2 separate regions of the Homo sapiens genome follow, and region 2 is linked to region 1. Evidence: chromatin loops called from intact Hi-C (ENCODE). Cell type or tissue: heart left ventricle. All regions are shown on one strand. Each heading gives the region's core, and the rest is flanking DNA. Links, peaks and the distances in the headings are about the cores only.

What was found. Peaks named below come from ENCODE experiments on the same cell type or tissue, not always from the same donor. Only the 100,000 strongest peaks of a DNase experiment are listed, where the experiment ranks them.
Region 2: it touches region 1 in a loop (8-fold over the local background); 62 of 110 quality-filtered maps call a loop at or near these places.

The regions. Positions count from the first base shown.
Region 1 is chr14:20,689,719-20,693,662 of GRCh38, forward strand. All of the region lies in intron 1 of RNASE4 (ribonuclease A family member 4), which reads left to right. It overlaps ANG (angiogenin), which reads left to right. Exons shown (of 2, transcript NM_001097577.3): 2 at 3,829-3,944. The coding sequence starts at 3,847. EGILA (EGFR interacting lncRNA) reads right to left here. Exons shown (of 4, transcript NR_174964.1): 4 at 3,762-3,944. Among named protein-coding and RNA genes, the nearest start is that of ANG, 2.9 kb to the left of the region's middle. In heart left ventricle, for the core only: a CTCF peak has its summit at 1,498; no DNase peak of the experiment used is centred there.
Region 2 is chr14:20,326,234-20,331,461 of GRCh38, forward strand. CCNB1IP1 (cyclin B1 interacting protein 1) reads right to left here. Exons shown (of 7, transcript NM_021178.5): 2 at 2,941-3,140; 3 at 483-560. It overlaps SNORD126 (small nucleolar RNA, C/D box 126), which reads right to left and starts at 306; the gene lies at 208-306. In heart left ventricle, for the core only: a CTCF peak has its summit at 1,237 (motif pointing right); no DNase peak of the experiment used is centred there.

The sequences.
Region 1 (3,944 bases), core at 328-2,827:
CCAGCCTGGCCGACATGGCGAAACCCCGTCTCTACCAAATACACAAAATTAGCCAAGCGTGGTGGTGGCCGCCTGTAATCCCAGCTACTTGGGAGGCTGAGGCAGGAGAATTGCCTGAACCTGGGAGGTGGAGGTTGCAGTGAGCCAAGATAGCACCACTGCGATCTAGCCTGGGCGATAGAACAAGACTCTGTCTCAAAAAAAAAAAAAAAACAGGCCGGGCGCGGTGGCTCACGCCTGTAATCCCAGCACTTTGGGAGGCCGAGGCGGGTGGATCATGAGGTCAGGAGATCGAGACCATCCTGGCTAACAAGGTGAAACCCCGTCTCTACTAAAAATACAAAAAATTAGCCGGGCGCGGTGGCGGGCGCCTGTAGTCCCAGCTACTCGGGAGGCTGAGGCAGGAGAATGGCGTGAACCCGGGAGGCGGAGCTTGCAGTGAGCCGAGATTGCGCCACTGCAGTCCGCAGTCCGGCCTGGGCGACAGAGCGAGACTCCGTCTCAAAAAAAAAAAAAAAAAAAAAAAAAAAGAAAAGAAAAGAAAAAAAGGACAGAGAACAGCTGGGACTAATTCCACTGACAAAAAGCTGACAGACAGTTACGTGTTTGGGTACAGAAGGATATATCTATAGGACTTTTGCCACCAGATGTGAGGCTTTGCACCCTTGGCTTAGGCAGATTCACTTTTACACCACAAACGATCTGTCTCTTACTGGTTTTCTCCCAATTCCATTTTACCTTGCTTTTTGAGGAATTTAGAGTTGAATATATTGAGAAAGTTTTGAGTGAGGGAGCAGATGTTAGATATTGGTGGTTTTGGTGTACGCTTGCTGAGATTTGGTTCCTGGATGTCTTAGGGAATCAAGATTACAGGCCCCCAACTAAACTTATACAAAATTTGTCTCTGTAACTGAGGGTCACTGGACCTTTGCTATTGAAACTAGCAAAGCCTCTATTATGTTTAATGAGAACCATGAAACTTCAGATTTTTAGAGCTAGCAACTCTTTTATTTTCTTGATGAACAAACCTAGGCCTGGAGAGAAAAATGAAGTCAATTACTTAAAAAATATTAAGGGTTATAATAAGGCAAGCATGTTGATTCAAGGTGAATAATATGAGTTCTGTGGAATATACACCAGTAAGAAACACTAACAAGTAAATACTTCATTGTTCATCCACGATCACGTGGGTAATGGCATGTTTGGAAATGGCACCCGTGAAACCTGACAACAGGTCGGTCTTTATTTTGTGATATCCTTATGGGTAGATTCTGAACTTTGTGGCTTTTACTTTGGCACTTATATCTAATGAGGTGTCCTTGGTCTTAATATCTAATGCAGAGCGAGTTTGGACAGAGATTCTAAACAGGTTCACCAGCTCATACTCCCTTCTGTGAACAGCAATATCCCCACAAGTTATACAGCATTGGCACCTCCTGCAAGTACGGTATTTCCTAGAGAAGACATTAGTAACATTCCTATCCACCACTGCCACCTAACGACTCTTTTAGGTACTAGCAGCTCTGGTTCCGTTTCCTGATTTCTGATTTCTGGGATTCTGGCACCAGGCAGAAGAATGTTGACTGTGTAAGGCAGACCTTTGACATTAGAAGTCAGTATTTGTTCATTACAGAGCAAGAGACTTAATTGATTACAAATCAATAAAACTTTAATAAGATCTTCCAAAAAACTAGAAACAGGAAACACACCCAGGAGACTGAAAAGCATGATGTAAATGTGAAGAACGTGGCAAGTGGGTGGCTTGGCAGCCCAGCAGCTATACTGGAGCAGCTGCATGAGTGAATACTTGTTACTCCTTTAGGGCTGGCTCTCCATTCTACAATCATGTACCTCTTTCTTGATAAACTCCCAAGAACACACTTTCAGCATGGAATTTCAGACTTTTAGAGATAGCAACTCTCTCAAGTATGGACAAATGTCGGTGCGGACAAATTTGATGCACTGCTGAAGAATACCAAATAATATGCTAAGGAATTTTTTCATTCCACAATAATGGAGTAAATAGCAGCTGGAAATGTTTGCATTAAGTTCATAGATTATAATTTGTAATGGAATCAACACCAAATGCAAATTAGAAAGAGAGCCCACTTTGCTCACCCAGTCACGTCTTCCCATGTAACCATAGAACATTGGGGTCCTGTGTCTTTCTAGATCCACAGTCTTGCTCTCAGAACAGGCTAGCCACACCACAGGCCTAGTGCCAGGACCCATGGCCTTTTTTTAAGCTCAGACTCCCTTCTGTGAACAGCAATATCCCCACAACTTGTACAACATTGGTGCTTCCTGCAAGGGCTACAGAACTATTTGATACGAAAATGTTCATTGACTTACACACAAGAGAAGCACAAAATAAAAAATTAATAATTAATTTAATGTCTTTGAAAATGTACCATTTATTTTTACATTTGGGGTCATAAGAATTGTATTACACTTAAGAATGCAATACAATTTGAAGATCAGATTTTTCTCCCTTTGTGAGAATTTCTCAGTATGTGTGATGACTACCAAGAAATCATAGCCAGTCATAAATTCAGTGAGTTACTCATAAACGAACAAGAACCACCTACTTCTTGGGGAGGTAGGTCTGCTTCCCTTCAACTCAGGATACAACTGCTTTCAACTGCTTTCTTCACATTAGCTGACTAATTAGCTAGAAGCCTGTCGTAAACAATTTTATGGTTGACTCCTTCCCTGGGCTCAGGGTTCCCTAGAACAGAGGTCCCCAAATCCCGGTCTGTGGCCTGTCCGCCTAAGCTCTGCCTCCTGCCAGATCAGCAGGCAGCATTAGATTCTCATAGGAGCTGGACGCCTATTGTGAACTGCGCATGTGCGGGATCCAGATTGTGCACTCTTTATGAGAATCTAACTAATGCTTGATGATCTATCTGAACCAGAACAATTTCATCCTGAAACCATCCCCCACCAATCCATAGAAATACTGTCTTCCACAAAAATGATCCCTGGTGCCAAAAATGTTAGAGACCACTCCCCTAAAACTCTCTTCTTAGCTCTCACCTCCTGTATTACTATCTCATCTCAGTACATTGAAGCCCCCATCTTTTCCCCATGGATGCCTCATTTCCTATTAGGGAGGCATTTTTTTATTTTTTGTTTTTATTTTTTTCCGAGACGGAGTCTCGCTCTGTCGCCAAGGCTGGAGTGCAGTGGCGCGATCTCGGCTCACTGCAAGCTCCGCCTCCCGGGTTCACGCCATTCTCCTGCCTCAGCCTCCCGAGTAGCTGGGACTACAGGCGCCCGCCACTACGCCCGGCTAATTTTTTGTATTTTTAGTAGAGACGGGGTTTCACCGTGGTAGCCAGGATGGTCTCGATCTCCTGACCTCGTGATCCGCCCGCCTTGGCCTCCCAAAGTGCTGGGATTACAGGCGTGAGCCACCGCGCCCGGCCGTCATTTGGTATGTCTTAATGTGCCTCAGGACCTAGCACAGTCCCTGGTACCCAGTAGAGACCTATGTAATGTTCATTATTCAATTAATAAATACATGAATTAAAGAGTGAGAGTGGATTTTGTAATGTTACGACTGATAGAGAAATACTCAGTGATTCTAAGGGATGGGGAAGAACGGTTGGAGCTAGAGGTTGTGCTCAGGAAACTATTAAATAGACGTTCCGCAGGAAGGGATTGACGAAGTGTGAGGTTAATGAGGAAGGGAAAATAGAATATAAAATTTGGTGGTGGAAAAGATCTGATTCATGATGCCGTGTCAGAGAGCAAAGCTCCTGTCCTTTTGGCCTAATTTGGTGATGCTGTTCTTGGGTCTACCACACCTCCTTTTGCCCTCCGCAGGAGCCTGTGTTGGAAGAGATGGTGATGGGCCTGGGCGTTTTGTTGTTGGTCTTCGTGCTGGGTCTGGGTCTGACCCCACCGACCCTGGCTCAGGATAACTCCAGGTACACACACTT
Region 2 (5,228 bases), core at 65-2,564, 360 kb before region 1:
TTTGAACTTTTAGATTAATGATTCCTGACCCTAGTTCTAACTCACAAAAGTGATTTTTTGGGGATATAGAGATATCACAAAAGATCAAAGCACAACAAAACATTAGTCTCAAATTCATAATTTATTAAGATTTAAGAATTACCTGGGATTACAGACTAAATCCCAGTATGAATTCCAACAAGCAGAATTCAATTGCAGGTGTTTGCCCCTAGCTTTAGTCTGCTCAGAGCATGTGTTTAATCAGGCTGATCAGCTGAAACACGGACTTAACATGCATTTCATCATGGCAAACTGTAAATGACTGAGGAAGGGCAAACCAGCACTGGCTCCTCATCCCTAAACAGGAAAATTCTCCTAAGGTTAGAACTGGGGATTTTTTTTAATTACCAAATTCCATCCACTAATAACACCGAGTCCCAAGTCTTGCTAAGTGATTAGAAATCCAAATGAGGTAAAAACGAAGATTTTGCTCTTACTCTTACCTCTGGCATCACATGAATCCAGCTTCTATCTAGAAATCCAGTTGAACCACAGGATCTATCAATTATCTAGGATCATTTCTGGAAAATTTAAAAAACATAAATAAATTCACAAAGGTTATGATTACATGACAACTCACACCAGCATGTTCTATACCAAGTCACAAGAAAATTTAGAGTAACCGTTCATCCTTTATTTAACTCTCCATTCATTAATATAAATTATTGACTCATCTATTTGGAGAATGTCACCAAATGCCCAAGCTCAATATCAAATAGGGCAGGATCAGGAGTTCAAGGTTACAGTGAGCTGTGATCGTGCCACTGTACTCCAGCCTAGGCAACAGAGTAAGACCCCGTCTCGAACAAAACAAAAAAAATTTAACAACAACAACAAAAAAAAACCGAGCAGGACCCCTACACAAGCTTAATTTTGTATAAATTTACAAGCTTGGATAAAACTGCACAATAGTCTAACCAACTTCTGAAAGGCTATAAAGGTCAACAACCTCACAGTAAGAAAACAGTTATGCAAGAGGAAGGAGTCAAGAACTTTTAAGATTCAGATAACTGAGAAAATAATCCAAAATAGTCAGTTTTTTCAAAGCATGTTTCAATTTCATTTGAGCCAATGCCGGATTGTATTTAACCTTTACTCTTCGTAATCCTTTGTCAAAATAATCTGAAGAAAATCTTCCCTTTATATAGGAAAATTGAATTAGTAACATTTGTAACCCAAGTCTGCCACAAGATGGCAGTGTAAGAAAGAGTCTTGCTTTAATTTCCTCTTCCAGCATTTGCGTGTCATCTGAACTTTCAGGTCAAATACATACTAGATACGCAGTTCATCTTTGCAGGCAACCTTCACACTATTCCCTACTCTTCACCTAATTACTAGCTAGAAAATTTTTTGTATTTACTTGTAATGATCATCTAAAACTTGTTAGCTAAAAATACTGCAGTTATACTTTCATCATTATGTTCTTTTTCATGCAGCAGTGTGGAGATTTAAAAATCCATAACCTCAGATACAATCTAGCCAGAAAGACAAGACTCACAGAAATTAACATACCACCAAATAAGTAGTAGAAAGCAAGTAAGGTTAAGAAAAGAAGTAGGATTGGTCAAGGAAGGCTTCATGAAGCAAAAAGAGTGGGTCACAAGTGGACCTTAAAGTTGCATGTCCAATAAGTAACCACTTAATTAGAGTTAAAAATTAAATTTCTCCCATTACCCTAGTCACATTTTCATTACTCAATAGCTAAATTGGCAGTACAAACATAGAGCATTTCCATCATAACAGAAGGCTCCATTGGACATCAGTGCCTTTAAGAATGGGTCTAAAATAAGCTGACAGAAAAGAAAGCAGTGGCTATCATTCTTTAGAAATCCTATCTGTCAAGCTGTATAGAATTTGTATCATTTAAATTTTACAACCCCCTATTTACAGGAAAATTGAGGCTCAGAAAAATTACATAAATTTCCTAAGGTCACCTAACTAGTAAGAGCTAGGATTTAAATTCAATTCCATCAAAACTCCATACTCTTCAATTCACCATGGTACTTCCTACAGGAAATACACAGAGCTAAAGGTTTGCTTTAAAATGTAATGCAGTGACATGCTAGCTCAGTAGGTTGGAAAGAAACTGAAGCATTTTAAATATCTCAGACAGATATGATCAAAATGTTATTTTACTCCTTCCTTGCCCTATACTTAGCTTTAACTATGTAAAATGTTTTCAGATCAGCAGGATGCAAGGTTAACTAAGAGAATGTAGACAAGAAGCAAGACATGGTGTGAAAGGTTTCTCCAGTTTTAACAATGTCTACCTTAAAACTCCTTGATCTCTCCAAACCTAAAATAAATTTTTTTAAAAAGGAAATTAAAAAAAAAACTACTTGATCTAAGTATTCTTACAGGATAATAATTATAGGTTGAAAGGAACAACTTCTCTATTAATCTCAACTCACAAACAAAACCCAGATTGCAAGAGGCCTGGTCTTTTTGTTTTGACACATAGCACAAAGCCTGGCACATAAATCCTGATGTTAAATATGTGATACCTTTCCCAATGTGTGATGCTTCCCTGCAGGATTCTAGTCATGCATGCTTCAACAAGTGTCATTCCACCATACAAAGGACATTTCGTATTTACTAAGTATTGTGCAAATGCTCCATAAACAATCAATGATCCCAGCATTTTGTTGACTGTGGGCAGTAATCACTTCAAAGTACTAGTGTTCATAGCCAAAAGGTACATTTTATATGTGTGAACAGATGCTTCATGAAGGCCTAATACAAACTACAAATTGATACTAAATCAGCAGATACTCGTGTTAAGATTTCATCACCATTCCTTTTGACTCTATTCCAATTTACTCAGTGCCACCTAGCATTATAGGATACAATGGTAACTCGAATCTCTAAGCTAGGCTTTTTAGATAGGAAAGACACACATACGTGTAATGAAGAGAACTTAAGGCAGCTTATCTTGATCAAAATTCAAGTACCAGGCTTTAGGTACCATCAGCCTTTAACCCTTTCTGTTGAGAATATCCAAATCCAAGCCCATATGATTTTCAGGGGGTCTACAGATGGGCCAGTTCTGGACTGGCACACAGGGTGCTGGACTTCCCTCCTCAGTGGATTTCATCTTCAACCTGAAACAAAATGAACACACAAAATTTTGTTCATAGGAAGTAAATACTAGACTAATAGCTTGGTATAGTTTTCCTTTAGAGATAGTTATATAAGGTACTGCTATCAGAACAGACTCCAAGTTTTATTTCCCACTCACTATCAGTTTCCTTCCTTTTTAAGGCAGAATAGTATTCCACTGTACATATGTATAATATTTGCTTTATCCATTCATCCGTTGATGGACCCTTAGGTCAATTCCGTATCTTGGCTTTTGTGAATAATGATGCAATGAACATGGGAGTATAGGTATCTCTGACATACTAGTTTTATTTCCTTTGAATATACCCAGAAATGGGATTTCTGGATTATATGGTAGTTCTATTTTTAATTTTTTGAGAAATTTCCATACTGTTTTCCATCATAGCTGCACTAATTAATATTCCCTAAAATAATAGATTTTGAAATCATACTAAACTAGATTTTAATCCTGGCTCTCTCATGTATTTGCTGTGCCCATGGGTAAGTTATGCAACTTCTCTAAACTTCAGCTGTCCCCTCTGTAAAATGAGGACAAATACTACATACCTCTTAAAACTTCCGTGAAGACTGAGGTAATAAATACATTTTGCACTGTAGCTGGCATGGAGTTAAATGTTTAATATGTTATTTCTATGTCTTGCCCAAGCTCAACCAGCTAGTGAGTAGAAAGGCAAATATTCTGCCTAAAAATTTCACACTTTTCCACAGCCATAAAAAAAAAAAAAACAAAAAACATGTCCTTTGCAGCAACTGGAGCTGCTGGATGCTGCTGGGGGCCATTATCCTAAACGAATTTATGCAAAAACAGAAAACCAAGTATTGCATGTTCTCACTTATAAGTGGGAGCTAAATCTTGCGTTGGGAGCTAAATCTTGCGTAGGGAGCTAAATACTGGGTTCACAGGAACAAAAAGTTGGGAACAATAGACACTAGGTACTCCAAAAGGAGGAAAAGAGAGAGAGGGGCAAGAGCTGAAAAACTTCCTATTGGGTACAATGTTTACTACCTAGATGGCAGGATCAATAGAAGCCCAAACCTCAGCATCATGCAATATACCCTGAAACAAACCTGCACATGTACCCCGTGAATCTACAATAAAAACAAATTTAACAACAAAAAGTCACACTTCTCACAATAACCCAGAAGCCAGAAAGGTCACTCATATAGTACTCATAAGGGCCCTTCCAACTCCAAGATATTGTGTCCTTTTTTTTTTTCACTCTTGTTGCCCAGACTGGAGTGCAATGGCGCGATCTCGGCTCACCACAACCTCCACCTCCCGGGTTCAAGCGATTCTCCTGCCTCAGCCTCCCGAGTAGCTGGGATTACAGGCATGCACCAACACGCCCGGCTAATTTTGTATTTTTAGTAGAGACGGGGTTTCTCCATGTTGATCAGGTTGGTCTCGAACTCCCGACCTCAGGTGATCCACCCTCCTCGGCCTCCCAAAGTGTTGGGGTTACAGGCGTGAGCCACCGCGCCCGGCCATATTGTCCTTCAAGCAAAAAAGACACAGGTTTGCTTCCCCCTTCCCCTCATTTCCTACTTAACAATGAAGACTCCAATGTATTATGAAGTCTTATTAACAAAAGCATGCTTCCATTGGAAAGAATGTAATGTTTTCCCAACTCACAAAACTTCCACCTAAAAAACCGGAACTAAGCCTCTTAAGACTAAAACAGCTTTGGAGAAATTCCCAAAGGCTTCCTTTTTTATTTTGCATGTTTACATCCTAAAATACATTTCAGCTTTTCCTAACTTAATACTAAAATATGCCCTCAACACCATGAGTTCAGGGGCATATCCAGCACACATTTTCTAAGTAAACACTGAAAGCATGCCCTTTCTGCCCCTGTGAATACAAAGATGACTTGGTTGTTCTGGGCCACTGCTGTCACTCCTTCCCAGCATTAAACACATGCTCATAACAAGATAAACCATCCCCACTCAAACCAAAGTGGGCAAAGATATATTCACATAAAAGCCATCAAGATGATTTTCCTTTCGGTAGAAAATCCTTTATTGCTCAATCAAGTTTAGAGTATTGATTGGTTTCTAATCACCACCGT